3 separate regions of the Mus musculus genome follow, and all the other regions are linked to region 1. Evidence: chromatin loops called from intact Hi-C (ENCODE). Cell type or tissue: heart. All regions are shown on one strand.

The links. Peaks named below come from ENCODE experiments on the same cell type or tissue, not always from the same donor. Only the 100,000 strongest peaks of a DNase experiment are listed, where the experiment ranks them.
Region 2: a loop joins it to region 1, with 2.8 times the contacts of the local background. A loop is called at or near these places in 2 of 42 quality-filtered maps.
Region 3: it touches region 1 in a loop (2.5-fold over the local background); 8 of 42 quality-filtered maps call a loop at or near these places.

Annotation. Positions count from the first base shown.
Region 1 is chr5:30,010,345-30,015,344 of GRCm38, forward strand. Il6 (interleukin 6) reads left to right here and starts at 2,770. Exons shown (of 5, transcript NM_031168.2): 1 at 2,770-2,866; 2 at 3,032-3,216; 3 at 4,488-4,601. The coding sequence starts at 2,848. The region is part of intron 1 of A230098N10Rik (a long non-coding RNA gene); the gene reads right to left. In heart, CTCF peaks have their summits at 2,895 and 4,447; a DNase peak (open chromatin) is centred at 2,947; H3K27me3 peaks cover 312 bases.
Region 2 is chr5:29,891,678-29,896,677 of GRCm38, forward strand. No RefSeq gene overlaps it. Among named protein-coding and RNA genes, the nearest start is that of Il6, 120 kb to the right of the region's middle. In heart, no CTCF peak of the experiment used is centred here; a DNase peak (open chromatin) is centred at 3,114; H3K27ac peaks cover 317 bases.
Region 3 is chr5:29,840,059-29,845,058 of GRCm38, forward strand. No RefSeq gene overlaps it. Among named protein-coding and RNA genes, the nearest start is that of Gm5129, 110 kb to the left of the region's middle. In heart, no CTCF peak of the experiment used is centred here; a DNase peak (open chromatin) is centred at 2,923; H3K27ac peaks cover 472 bases.

The DNA.
Region 1 (5,000 bases):
CCCTTGAATATCTGACTAGTAGAAGCTCAAGCTCTGGGGTTGTCAAGGCCATTTATGCCTGAGAATCATACTCAGAAACTTGAAGGATAGCGTTATGTTGTAGGCTGTAACTTCTCACATAAAAACACTTAACAGAAGGCTTCGGGGAGAGTCTAGGAGTAAAGCACAGCTGGGTAATTACTAAGTAAGGGACGTAGTTTGAGCATGGTTTTTTTTCTGCACGTGTGAAGGTGCAGTGTCATTCTGTATATTCAGTGCCAACTGAGGCTATAAGAGGGCATCAGAACCCCAGGAACAAGAGTCACAGAAGGTTTAAAACCACCATGTAGAAACTGAACCCACAACCTCTTCAAAGAGCAGTAAATGCAATCGGAAGTTATAGAGTTGGAGCTTATACTTTCTTAGTCATCTTCATGGCAGCTCCGTATGATGATCTATTATTATTCTCATGTTAAAGAGTAAATAAACAAGAACACAGATCTTGAGCTAACTTAGCCATTGTCAAACAGCTAGCAATGGAGTTGGGCTTCTAATTCAAATTGTTACTCAAAGGCTATGGTCTCCACGTGTACCCTTGGAAAGCTAGATAGACAGCATCCAGACCATTAACATACAGTGTGTACCTCTATGTATAAATATGTATTTTTACACACATTTATGTATGAAATGTATATGTATAAATATATGAGCTGAGAAAGCCTCTTCCAGATGAGGCTGACAAGAGTTCCACTAAAACTACCGGGGTTTAGGCATCTCCTGTGGGACCATTCTTCTGATGTCTTGTTTAAACATTTTTATCATGGATGTATGCTCCCGACTTAAAAAGCACCTTTTTTAAAAAACTAAAAACAGAAATCTGAATGTTGTAGTAAGTGTAACAATCTTAAGTTTATTCAGTAATTTAAAAAAATTGTTAAGCGGAGAAAAGAAACTCTGTACTAACAGAGGCCTGAGAAAGCACACGGCAGGGAATAGGGGAAATGGCTTCCTTCATTGCTGGACACAGACTGAGCTCCAGGCTGTTTCAGCTGCCTTTTTAAGGCTCAAGGGCACTAAAAGTAAAACCATCCTGCTTCCTCTCCCCATTTTCATTTTCACCTAAAATCCCCTAGTCCCTTTGTGAAGACCAGGGCTTCACACGGTGAAAGAATGGTGGACTCACTTCTTTCAATAGGCTGACCTAGTATGTACACTAAGTCCACCCATGTTTTAACTTTCTTCCTAGTTTATTCCCCTTCTGATTTCTTCACAAGAATCAACCGGCTTTTCATTTTAATCTACTCTAATCGCCTGTGTGTTTACACTGGGTTACATTCTTTAGAGTGTACTTATATTCTCCTTTTGCATTCTCAATATAAATTAATCTGCTAGATATAAAGCTGTTCTCTTTATTTTAGTGTAATTTTTTTCTTCACATTGAATTCTAGGAGAAACTATGCTAGTGATATATAATTCTTGAACTATTAAACATGGGAGCATAAGAAAACAAGAATCTTAAGGCAATCTGCAGAGTGAAGAAGCTGATTGTGATCCTGAGAGTGTGTTTTGTAAATGGTTTTGGATTTTATGTACAGAGCCTACTTTCAGCCTGGAATCATTCTGAATGCTAGCTAGATATCTGGAGACAGGTGGACAGAAAACCAGGAACTAGTCTGAAAAAGAAACTAACCAAAGGGAAGAAGTCTGTTTAAGTTTGACCCAGCCTAGAAGACTTGAGCATTGGAGGGGTTATTCAGAGTGAGACGTACCACCTTCAGATTCAAATCCTGTCATCCAGTAGAAGGGAGCTTCAAACACAAGCTAGCTAAGATACAATGAGGTCCTTCTTCGATATCTTTATCTTCCATATACCATGAATCAAAGAAACTTCAACAACATGAGGACTGCAACAGACCTTCAAGCCTCCTTGCATGACCTGGAAATGTTTTGGGGTGTCCTGGCAGCAGTGGGATCAGCACTAACAGATAAGGGCAACTCTCACAGAGACTAAAGGTCTTAACTAAGAAGATAGCCAAGAGACCACTGGGGAGAATGCAGAGAATAGGCTTGGACTTGGAAGCCAAGATTGCTTGACAACAGACAGAAGATATTTCTGTACTTCACCCACTTTACCCACCTGGCAACTCCTGGAAACAACTGCACAAAATTTGGAGGTGAACAAACCATTAGAAACAACTGGTCCTGACAAGACACAGGAAAAACAAGCAATATGCAACATTACTGTCTGTTGTCCAGGTTGGGTGCTGGGGGTGGGAGAGGGAGTGTGTGTCTTTGTATGATCTGAAAAAACTCAGGTCAGAACATCTGTAGATCCTTACAGACATACAAAAGAATCCTAGCCTCTTATTCATGTGTGTGTGTGTGTGTGTGTGTGTGTGTGTGTGTGTGTGTGTGTGTATGTGTGTGTCGTCTGTCATGCGCGCGTGCCTGCGTTTAAATAACATCAGCTTTAGCTTCTCTTTCTCCTTATAAAACATTGTGAATTTCAGTTTTCTTTCCCATCAAGACATGCTCAAGTGCTGAGTCACTTTTAAAGAAAAAAAAGAAGAGTGCTCATGCTTCTTAGGGCTAGCCTCAAGGATGACTTAAGCACACTTTCCCCTTCCTAGTTGTGATTCTTTCGATGCTAAACGACGTCACATTGTGCAATCTTAATAAGGTTTCCAATCAGCCCCACCCACTCTGGCCCCACCCCCACCCTCCAACAAAGATTTTTATCAAATGTGGGATTTTCCCATGAGTCTCAAAATTAGAGAGTTGACTCCTAATAAATATGAGACTGGGGATGTCTGTAGCTCATTCTGCTCTGGAGCCCACCAAGAACGATAGTCAATTCCAGAAACCGCTATGAAGTTCCTCTCTGCAAGTAAGTGAAGGCAGTTCCTTGCCCTCTGGCGGAGCTATTGAGACTGTGAGAGAGGAGTGTGAGGCAGAGAGCCAGCATTGTGGGTTGGCCAGCAGCCATCAGCTAGCAGCAGGCGCCCAACTGTGCTATCTGCTCACTTGCCGGTTTTCCCTTTTCTCCACGCAGGAGACTTCCATCCAGTTGCCTTCTTGGGACTGATGCTGGTGACAACCACGGCCTTCCCTACTTCACAAGTCCGGAGAGGAGACTTCACAGAGGATACCACTCCCAACAGACCTGTCTATACCACTTCACAAGTCGGAGGCTTAATTACACATGTTCTCTGGGAAATCGTGGAAATGAGAAAAGAGGTGGGTAGGCTGTGAAACTGATGAAGACCCAGTGTGGGCGTCCATTCATTCTCTTTGCTCTTGAATTAGAAATTCTCTGCTGGGATCTAGGGCCCTTAGGATTTGAAGCTAAAGGTCAGACTAGACTGTGTTCTCTCTTTCTCACCTCTTTGCTGGTTTTGAGTGGAGGTTGGGAAGGGGTTCCTTTCCTGTCTGGAAGATACAGAATGTGACTGCATTTCTAGAAAATTCACAGTGGGCCATTCTCTGTTCCAATTTAGCTATTGCTTCTTAGGTGGGGATTCCTTTTCCCTCATTATTCCTTTTTCCTTATCTCTTTGCCTTCATTTATCCCTTGAAGTCTACAAGGACCAGAAAGTGCTTTTTGGCTGAATGTAGTAAGTTCTGTGTGTGTGAAATCAGGATGCTCTAGGGTCAGCCCAGATAAGATGCATATTGTATAGAGCCCAATAAAGTGCTAACACACACACACACACACACACACACACACAACCTAGATTAGGCTGGGCATGGTGGTGGATGCCTCCCAGCACTTGGGAGGCACACGCAGGAAGATCTCTGTGAGTTAGAGGCCAGCTTGGTCTACATATTGAGTTCCAGGATATCCAAGACTACATTGAGAGATCCTTTCTCAAAAAAAAAAAAAAAAAAAAAAAAACAACAACAACAAACAAACAAACAAACAAGAAAAAAAAAACCCAACCAACCCTACCTAGATTAAAATATCTCCCATCTTTAAATGAAAAGTATTTTGACTCTGCTTGACAGAAAGGAAAAAAAAAATCACAAACAAGATTAATAGCCTAGGTCTGGGTGTGTAGAACCAACTTTGTAATCTTGGGAAAATCCTCAACTATTTAGTACTCTTTATCTGCATAATTATGGAGTTACAGATAATGGCACAGACCCTTCCAGATGGAATATTCTGTGACTTAAATTTATTTGCCCCAAGATATCATCAAAATTTCTGTCCTTTACCAAGTTCCTACTCTATGCTGGGCAGTTTTTATCGTTGAATCCTTGAGACAAATGTATAAGAGGGACATCAATAATTCTTTATTGAAACATAGGAAATACTTAGGAGAGTAACAAGCTTAAAGCCAAGGGACTGAGCCTAAGGGTGCATTTTTATTTATTGGGCTGCTTAGTAGGGTTCTAAGAAGGTATAGCTTCCCTTTTCTGTGTCCTGGCTATGAAAGAGCATGACTTGGCCCTCTAGTGGTGCTTGTTGTAAGAGGTGTTTAAGTGATTGCTCTGGTAATCTTTTGCAGTTGTGCAATGGCAATTCTGATTGTATGAACAACGATGATGCACTTGCAGAAAACAATCTGAAACTTCCAGAGATACAAAGAAATGATGGATGCTACCAAACTGGATATAATCAGGTAGAAACTTGTCACGTTTACTTTCAACAATTCTTCAAGGTTCTCTCTTGCACGTGATACCTGCATTTGTACAGTCCCAGTCAGGCAACAAAGATGGGGGGATACATCCAATACCACTTGGATGTAACTGGCCTGCAGTAGCTTGAATACAAAAGGAGATTGAGAGGTACCTCAGCAGCTGCTAGGGTGAGGGAAAGTTTACCAACCAGTGCTATAAATGTTCACTCAATCTATGTCCATCAGGAGCTAAATGTTTAAAGTCTCTATTCTCATCTTGGCTTTGAGGTGTTAGATGATTAAAAAAAAAACATTTTTTTTGTCTAAAAAAGTGGAAGAGTAGATATAAAACATGTTATGTAAACGTCATGAGGAAAGTAACTTACAGATTTAATTAAAAAG
Region 2 (5,000 bases), 120 kb before region 1:
CAGGGATCTTCCAATCTCTATGCTCTGTCTCCCCCTTTGGAGTTGTAGATACATACTACCTGAGTCCCAGGGATCTGAATGCAGCCATTCTTAGGTGGCAGGCATTTGACCAGAGACATTTCCCCACCCCCACCCCCACCCCCAAATATTCTCTGACTTTCATGGAACCTCACCTCTGGGATTTTCTCCTGGATCTCAGTGTGTCCTTTCCTGGCTCTTGATCTTCTAATATCAGGCATGTGTAGGCATCCGTCCCTGGCCTCTTCTCTTTCTGCTGTATGCGCCACCTTGAGGTTAATTCACAAATCTTAGTGACTTTAATATATTGTCTCTTCTTTATGTATACTACTCTCACACTTATTGTCTAATCTTGATTGTTTATTCAACTCCAAAGCCATATGGCCCACTACATAGGACTCTCAACACGTCCAAAATAGAATTCCTGGCCCTTTCTTGAGAACAGGATTTTCCTATGACCTGTCCCACTCACTGAATGATATTAACATTTGTCTAATTTTTCAGTCACAAACTTACAGGTTATCCCCAAATACAAACACTCTTACCATCATAAGTCCTGTTTTTAAATCCATCCCACCTCCATGACACTCCTGAGAGCTTCCTCCTTATTCTCCATGAACCTCCTTTTGCTACAGCAAAACCAGTCTCGTGGTATCAGTTAAAAATTTTACATTATGTCTCAAAACCCCACAATAGATAGTAACTGTCCTGAGTTCTAAAACTACTTCTAAGACCTAGAGGGCCAACAATGGCCTGAATTCCAAGTGTTTCACCAGTGTAGTACTGTTCTGTGGCTCCTTTTCCCCACATGTGCTTCCTGATCAACTTCCTCCTAGGGACTCACTGACATCAACTTCTTCCCCTTCAGGTTCTGCTGTGTACACTATTCCTACTGACTGAAGGTCCTGCAGTCCATCCTGGGGGAAGCCCCAGGTGTCAGCTCAACAGTAACTCCCTCAGAGATTCCTATCCTGCTCTACACCTCTGTAACTTGACAGTCCGTGTTTTGCTACCGTGTATAATTGTATTTATATTGCCTGCCTTCCAACTCCAGAACTTGAGAAATAACATGCACATAGTTTGTTTGTTTTTTGTTTTTGTTTTTTCAAGTTTCCTAGCCATGCACAGTACTTGGCACTGGAAACACTAACTGGGTAAGAAGAGGAAGGAAGAGAAAGAGAAAGAATAAAGTTGCTTGTAGGAAAATTAGATTTTACGCTACACTGATTTGCAATTCTGGAACCAAGGTGCCATGTTTCCTGTTGAAATAACCATGCACTGAATGCTGCTGCATTAATAAGATCCGTCCTGTGCTATGCTGGTCTCTGGTGTGTTCCTGAACCTGCTGTATTTGCTTTCCCATTCCCTAGATGATGCAGACAGCCTTCAGTTCTTCCTTCATCAGAAGCAATAGCCATGGTTTCAAATTCTAGTTAAAAAATGTCTCAATGTGTTTTGAGTTAGAGTGAGTCCCAGAGTGCAACAAAATTCTGCCTTTCAGAGTGACTTAGTGCCTATGTCCTGCAGTCCTTCAAATAGAACATTTACAGGCTTTTAGGAAAAACAAACAAGCACGAAAAGGGAATAGTAATTACATTCTAAATGGAGATTTAGTAAAGGGATTTATTAAATATGTACACTGAGTCAGAAACTAGGGAAAAGGCAAAACCAACATAGATCCTCGTCATCAAACAGCCTGTTCAGGAAGAGATGAAAAGGGCACAGCTGCATACTCATGCAACATTGTATACTTGTTGGAGTAAGAAATCTAGGAGTTACCCTTGATTCATACTTGATATCGTGGTTTCATTATCTGAGACAAATCCCAGTCCTTTAAAACCCCTGCCTTGACATTTTTACTATTTTATTCATACAACCTCTGAACTAGGATGACTGGTAGGTTTAAAATGAAAATAGTCATGAAATGAGAAAAGATTGGCTTTCTGCCCATTGTGTAGCCATTTCACATGGCTTTTTCTAGATTTCATTCAGTGCTTCCCAGCCACTCTGTACACAGCTACCAGAAAGATCATTCAAAAACCTAGATCATCTTCTACCATTGCTTGAAAACCAACCAGTGACTTCCCAGCAGTCTGTCATCTGCTCACTTAGAGGACCCTTCCTGATGGCTTGTTGACTTCTCCCTGCAGCTCCCCATTCTACACTTGAGCCGCATATTGGACCCCCAGTTCTCCAAATGCAGCAGGCTCCTTTGAGCACCAGAGCCCACACCGTCTGTGGGCTTTTTATCTGGAAGGAGTTTCTGTTTCCTCTCCAGACACGTTCATTCCTGGCCTGCTGACCTCAAGATAAGCACCAGTTCCTGGAGCAAGGGGCAGGACGGTGCTCTGCTGACTTCCCAATAACTGTCACCACCCCTGGCACCTCTCGGTTGGTGCACTTAGACAGTGTGATTGCTCATCTCTGCCAAACCAGAAGATTCAAAGACAGGGCTTTGCTGATACTCTTCACCATTTCCTGTATAGCTGTCAATGGAAATCAGAGACTCCATGTAACAAAGTCAAGTCTTTTCTTCTCTTTTCTTTTCTTTTTCTTTTCTTTTTGAGACAGGGTTTCTCTGTGTAGCCCTGGCTATCCTGGAACTTGCTCTGTAGACCAGGCTGGCCTTGAACTCAGAGATCCACCTGCCTCTCCTTCCTGAGTGCTGGAATTAAAGGTGTGGACCGCCACCTGGCCCCATAAAATGTTTTCAATGAAGGAAGAGATGAATAGACAATTCCTATTTTAAGTATACAGTTCTGTTTACTGTGCTCAAAACCCAATTCCAGCTGAAAGTTCCTGTGAATTATTTATAATAATCACCGAGTTTTTTGTTTTGTTTTGTTTTAGATTGGTTAGTTGTATTTTTTTTTAAACTTGCATACAGATTTAGGTTTGTGGGATCATGACTTGAATGCTGTGTGGGGTGAATACAGTAAAGGACTAATGATTACTGTGAAGTAGGAAGACTTCAAACAAGAGACTCAGTAAATTTATTGTTGGAAACGTCAGAGAAGCTGGCCTGAACTTTGCTGCAATGTGTCATTCTGGGATCATGAAAAGCAGCAGATTCCAGTGGGAGATGACAACAACAGCTGTTCCCAGAGTACATTCCAGCAGATGTAGTGTAGGAAAAGCCAGCGGACGGGGCTGGAGCTTTCTGTGATGTGCAACCACAGGACAAAATCAGTCTCATTTACATAGCACATTCTGTATTTCTCTACACATAGGGGATCCAGGACTTGAAACCTGGAATAGAAAACAGGAAAGTTAGGAATCATTGGACTCCTGAGCCAGTTCTCTGGAGTTCTGTGAGAACTCTCTGTCAGCCTTTAATAAATTCCCCTTCTTTTTTTTTTTTTTTTTTTTTTTTTGTTACCAGTTAAAGATGGTTTCTGTTTCAGCAAGTCAAAAGATTACATGATTACACAATTACAAATACAGAGATGTGCCTCTGTAGGTGAGAGCAGAGACCAGAAAGGTTAGAAGGGGGTCATTTCACAAATTACAGAAGTGAGAAGATTGGTAGCCAGAGAGCAAGAGTGAAAGAAAGCAACAAAGAGACTGTCAGAAGTAGACAAAGGGCAGGCTGAAAGCAAAAGCTTATGTGAAGAGCGAGAGAGAGAGCGAGAGTGAGCGAGCGAGAGTGAGCGAGCGAGAGACAGAGAGAGAGACAGAGAGAGAGAGAAACAGAGAGAGAGAGAGCAGGAGACCTGCAGAAAAGGAGGACAGGCAGAGTGGAGAGGGCAGGCAGAGGGAGCATGCAGTACTAGAATGATGTTAGGAGTTGAGGAAACCTAGCCAGGTTGGACACTAAAAGGTTAAGTGCCTGGATGAAACACACTTCAAAGTCCAAACTGAGGATTAGAACAGGCTCAGGGAAAAGATGTTAACTAAGATCACCAAACATTTAATAGAGAAAGAAGCCAAGGTAAAGACCATGCGTGATTATTCTGAAGAAGTTATCAGCCTGAGGGGGTTGTAGATGGAATGAAAATCCTGAAGGACTTGGGATTTATTGCTTTCTGAGAGGGTTTTATAAGATTTTCTTTTACACTTTGGTTCACCTTAGCTTATAATGAGATTTATTGGGAAACGTGCTGAAGAATGAAGGGGAGTGTGTGGTCCCAGAGGAGGCATCATGTTGGGGACCACCCAATCTCATTTAAAGACTGAAGTGACTGCCTTTGTGAAATTCCAACCCTATGCAGATAGGGAGGAGTACAAAGACTTCAAGATCAACAAGATGTTTCAGAAAGCTGTCGTATAAAATGTCAACTGACTTGTTCCCGTAGTCAAAGTGGGAGAAGTGGAGAGGTCAGCCAGCATGGAGAGAATTCAGGATAAGAGAAAAGAGAGATGACAGTAAAGAAGAGAATATGTAGGTAGCTAAACAGAGAAGGCCAGGAATTCAGCTCAGTTGGTAGTGGGTGTGGTGGTACATGCCTGTAAATCCCAGCATTCAGAAGGTAAAAGGCAGGAGGGTCAGGAGTTCAAAGTCAGCCTCAATCACAAACAAGTTCAACACTAGCCTGGGATACATGAGACTCTTTTTCAAAAACAAATACAAACATACATTCGTACATATAAACAGACATATATACTGAATGTATTCATACATTGATGACAATAAAAATTAAAATTAACATAGTAATTGACAGTGTGGTTGGCAAGCAATTCCCAACAGCTGTGTGTGCTGGCAGGAAGCTTCATATCTAGAAATCCCAATTTACTGAGGTAGGGTGGGGTCTTCCTATATTTTGGGGTCCTAGCACTGTAATGGCCATGGATAAACACTGTGTTTTGTAAAGCTCCTAAGAACCCCACATATCCTTAGGTAGAGAGCTGCTTTCTGTTCTAGAACTTTGGGAACAAAACCGATAATTGGATGCTGCTGAGGGCTGTTTTCATTCATAAAAAGAATTGGAAATGTGGTCAGGCACTCAAATATGTATGAAATGCCAATATACCTTCTAGAACAA
Region 3 (5,000 bases), 170 kb before region 1:
TGTTGATTGCTGGTGGCTCTTCATCTAGGGGTAGGGTCTTTTGAAATTCCCCCTACCTACATTGGCATGTCAGTTGGTGGTGTCATTATGCAGGTCTTGCCTAGGTATCCATAGTTTTGAGATTTCATGGGTACGGTTTCCCTGTCATGTCTAGCTAGAAGGCATTATCTAGCAGCAGGGTGTCCTGGACTTCTTGCTCTTATAGTCTTTCAACTCTTCTTCTGCAGTACTCCTCATGTATAGGTTGCATTGTTGATATATATCATTTGGGGCTGGCCACTCCTTTGCCCCTTATCCTCTGTGTTTGACCATTTGTGGATTTCTGTAGTAGTGTCTGTGCTGATAATAGAAGCTTCTCTGATGAGGAGCAACAGGTGCACTTGTCTTGTCAGTATAAGCATCAGTATTCAAGATGAAGCCAGAAACAATATTGATTTAGGAAAGTAACAGTAGTAGGTTCTCCTCTAGGGACTACAGCCTCCCCAGCCACAAGTAGCTGGCTAGTACCAGGCATCAATTCTCTCCAGTCCAGCTGGCTATAAGTCCAATTAGATGGCTGTTGAGAGATACTCTTGTTTGAGATAGGGTTTCTCTGTGTAGTCCCAGCTGTCCTGTCCTAGAACTAGTTCTTTAGACCAGTCTGGCCTTGAACTCATAGAGCTCCATTTGCTCTGCCTCCCACGTGTTGGGGCTAAAGGCATTTGGCCAAAGGCATTTGGTCTTTAATTCTCTATGAAGCTAAGGAAGACCTTGAGTTCTGGATTCTCCTGTTTATAATTTGAGAGTGTTGGAATTAAAGGTGTGAGCCACTAGATCTTATAGTATGGTGCTGAGGATCAAACCCAGGATTTTCTATAAGCTATGCAGGCATTTTGCCCACTGAGCTTACCCACAGTCTCGGCGGACTTATTGTTTCAGGTTTGGACCCAGTGTACTTCCCAAGTGGTTTCTGAGGTTCTGCTTTGTGTTTCCCCTTACAGTAGAGCTTAGGAGGTTGGCTTACCCTTTTTTCACATGGTTCATGTGTTGGGCCCTGGCATCCACTCGTAGACTCTTTGTATTCCCCAGTGTATCTCCCAGAGTGCATTCTGTTTGTTGTTTATATGCTGTTTTGTCTTTTGCACTAAATCTCTAGCCTTTTTCACCCCACCTCCCTGCTATGTTGCATCTTATGACTTGTGCCTTCATCCTACTTAAACCTAATGGATATTTGTGGACTTGATAGCAGATCTGGGTATGTAAGGATCCATCCAAAGTCCCAACAGTGTGAAGGGTAGCTTTTGTTTTCTGGGTCTTAGAAGAAGTTTTGGGTGGAGGACTTCAGGGAATGTCTTTTAAAGCACCTGAGGTGGGGTGAGTCAGCTACAGATAGGTGCCACAGCCTCTCCCCCCATACTCTACCAGTTGGGGCAAAGATTGTCTTACAAGCAGCAGAACTGCTCAGGATGAGGCCAATTAGGAATTTTAAACCAACAATCCCCTTGTTCTCCCCACTCCCTGGTTTTCCTGCCCAGTTGTGCTTACTCATTACTAACGATCTCCTTTCAAGGCCTGAACTTGGGGCTGGATGTCATCACACTAAGACGTTGTCTCTGGGGAATCTCCACTCAGTGCTAAAACCTGGGTCTTGGGAAGGGAAGACAATGCCCTTCCCGTTTCCTCAGTGGCGGCTCTGGTTGAGGCAGGGTTTACATAGTGGAGGAAGCTGAGCCCCAGATTCCTCCCCAACTCCCTCTGGACAAGGGTTGGCTTTAGTGACAGAAGGAGAGAGCCAGGGAGCTGGGATGGAGTGGGACACTGTAGCTAGGGGTAGTGGGATGTTCTAGGCCTGAAGGGACACAGTAGGCCCTGAATCAAGTGGGACTGACTACAGCTGACTCTGTTTTTCCTGGGGCATGGACAAGGGGGGAGAGTTCACTTGTAACTATTAAGAAGAGAATCTAGAGACTGTGGAAGTTCTTCCTAAATGTGCTTCTCCCTGAAGTGGCCTTCCACATCTCAGTGCTGAGAGTAGAGTCACCTCAGTTTTCACTGTTGGAGAATGTCTTTGAGGGAATTTTAATCTCTCACTGCAATGATCTCAACTAATTCTCTCTCTCTCTCTCTCTCTCTCTCTCTCTCTCTCTCTCTCTCTCTGGATTACACAGCACAAACTCCTCCAGTGGTTGGAGCCTCAGTGGAGCCTAACTGAATCTACTTCCCAGCTTGAGGGGAAAAGTGTAATGATTTGTAAATAGTTGCTTGAATTGTGATACAGTCACCACCATCTTCTGTAGCAGTAACTATTCCCTTCCACCTCAACATGAAACTCATTTAGACTATATTTCTTACATTTCTTGATACAACAAACACAATAATAACCTTCCAGCATGTGGATTCCAGACTGAAGTATCTGGAACTGGCCCATTACAGAATCAGCTGATTCTGGTCCACAGCTCATCAGGGATCCTCACAGCTGCATACCACCATGTACTCTTTGAAGAAAATGTCTGGATTCCAGGCAAGTGAGGGAGGACCTCAAAGAAAAATTGGTCAGGCATAGTGTTGAACTCCAGACAGTCTGACTCAACAGCTGGTGCTGTCTCCCCAGTGCTCTACTATCCATTCCCAGACTCCCCATTCTCAGGCTTTGTCTGGTTTTACCAATATAATAGGCCTTCTGTTTATTAACTCATGAAGAAGCAAAATAATGAGACATGTTGTGACTGTTGGGTGACGATGGGCCTGGAGTTCTTATCAGCTCCCTCTCCACCCACAGGCTCAGCTCTCCAGAACCCACACTCAGTGCTTTGCTCTGTCCACCCACTCAGCCCATTGTGGCCTAAGCTTGCAGACCCAGTGGCTGAAGTCTTCAGATGATTTCCTGTTTCCTGTCAGTGTCTGCACAGAACTCAAGACTCTGGTTTCTCTGTGTTTCATTTCTACACCATGACCCAACTAAACCTGATTCTTCTGGGATCCATTCCAAAGCAGCCTTCCATGCGTCATTCAGGCATCCTTTCTGACCTTCCCTCTGCTTTCTGTGTATCAGCTGACAAACCAGGCATCTCCTGCCTTAGGATTTCAGCCCTGGCTAGTCTGACCTCCTTCGGCTATTGCCTGATGTCTTTTTTATACTGCTTATAATCTTCTCACTTGTTTTTTGTTACTGTTGTTCTTGAGACAGAATCATGTATGTCACCCAGACTGGCCTAGAGCTCAAAACTCTCCTGCCTCCACCTCCTGAATGCTGAGATTACAGTCTGACTTAATATGTAATATATTTATTTATTATGCTCATTTTATTACTTGTCTCACTCTCAAGAACACAACCTCCAATATTACAAGAATATTTTTTCTGTTGTAGTCATTAAGTATCCCAAAAGTCTAGGGAAGTTTTTAGGAAGAGAGTGGGTACATTTCAGATTTTTATCAAATGAATGAATGAACACTACACAAAACCCACGAATTTAAATCCTCATGAGACATAACCATCCCAGGATTCCCACCAGTATTACACTTCTCTATCCTGCTGACCCTTTCCAGACATTCAAAGTCATCTCTGCCTCTCAAATACCCAGTTGACCACTCCAGACCAATACTGATAACCTGTAAGCCAAGAACTACATACCCACTGAGAAGACAAGACAACCCCCCTGAGTCCTAGATACTGGCACATGTGGTCATGACCCTCTTGACTCACAGTCATAGACTGCCCTCAATTTTCAATCACTGAACTGCATTTTGAATGTACTTTTCTGGTTGTTTCTGTTTCTCACGTTGATGCCTAGTTTTCAAACTGCTTGAATTTGATTCTTGGCTCCATCACAAGCTTCTTACTGTCTCTGAACCTCATGTTCCTCCTCTAGTAAGTGAAGATTATACATAGATCATAATCCTGTGGTGAAGTTGACAGCTGATAAATACAGTATATGGAATAGTGAAAGGCCCAGCAAATTGTCAACCATCATTATTAGCACTTTATATTCATAACCAATATTAAACACATTGCCTTTTTATTCTCAGTGTCTCATTAGTGGGTTTAGCCTGTGACATTGCAATATGCTATTGTCATCTACAAAGTTCACATTTGAAAACAATCAATTATCAAAAAAAAAAAAGTGAAAAAATTCCAGACAATGGTGATACACACTTTTAGTTCCAGCACTTGGGAGGCAGGTGGATCTCTGAGTTTAAGGCCTGGTCTACAGAGTGAGTTCCAGGGCAATCAGGGCTACACAAAGAAGCCCTGTCTCAGGGCTGAAGAGATGGCTCAGCAGTCAAGAGCACCCACCATCTGCTCTTTCAGAGGTCTTGAGTTCAACTGATCTGATGTCCTCTTCTGGCACACAGTGTACATACAGATAGAGCACTCATACATGAAATAAATAAATTAAAAAAGAAAAGAAAAGAAAAAGGGAAAGTTAGAAAAAGAAACCCTGTTTCAACCCTACCCTTCAAAGCGGAGGAAAATCCTTACACTTTAAGGTTGTGAACTTTGTGTTGGGCCGATGACTTAGCTATCCTGGGGTACATGCAACCCACAGACTGTGGATTGTACACACCAGGTAGGAATTTACTTAGGCAGAGTTTGTTGCATAGACAAATGTGTGGAGAGTCATCTTGCTGTAGAGGCATATACTATCATTTCCATTCAGAAAATACTCTGCATGTAACACAGTAGAGGAAGTGGATTTTGTGAGCATACAGGACAATTTCTGCTTTTATTTCTCAGAAAATATTTTGGAAGAAAATTTTTAAAAGGATGCCCCACTAGAGAGCTCTGAAAGCTGTGGTGGTGGAGGGTATAGACTGTGGAAAGGCAAGGGTTCGGTTATTTCTTGTCTCCATCTATCTCTCTCATTACTTGCCTGCTATAAAGGTATCAATCATAGTGGGGTGTGTGTGTTGAGGGGTCAATCAGTTAAAAATGTGTGATAATTATATTAATTATAATGGGTTTTAAAAAATGACTACAGCATAGATGTCATAGAGGGTCAGGGATGATAAAGTACAAACTA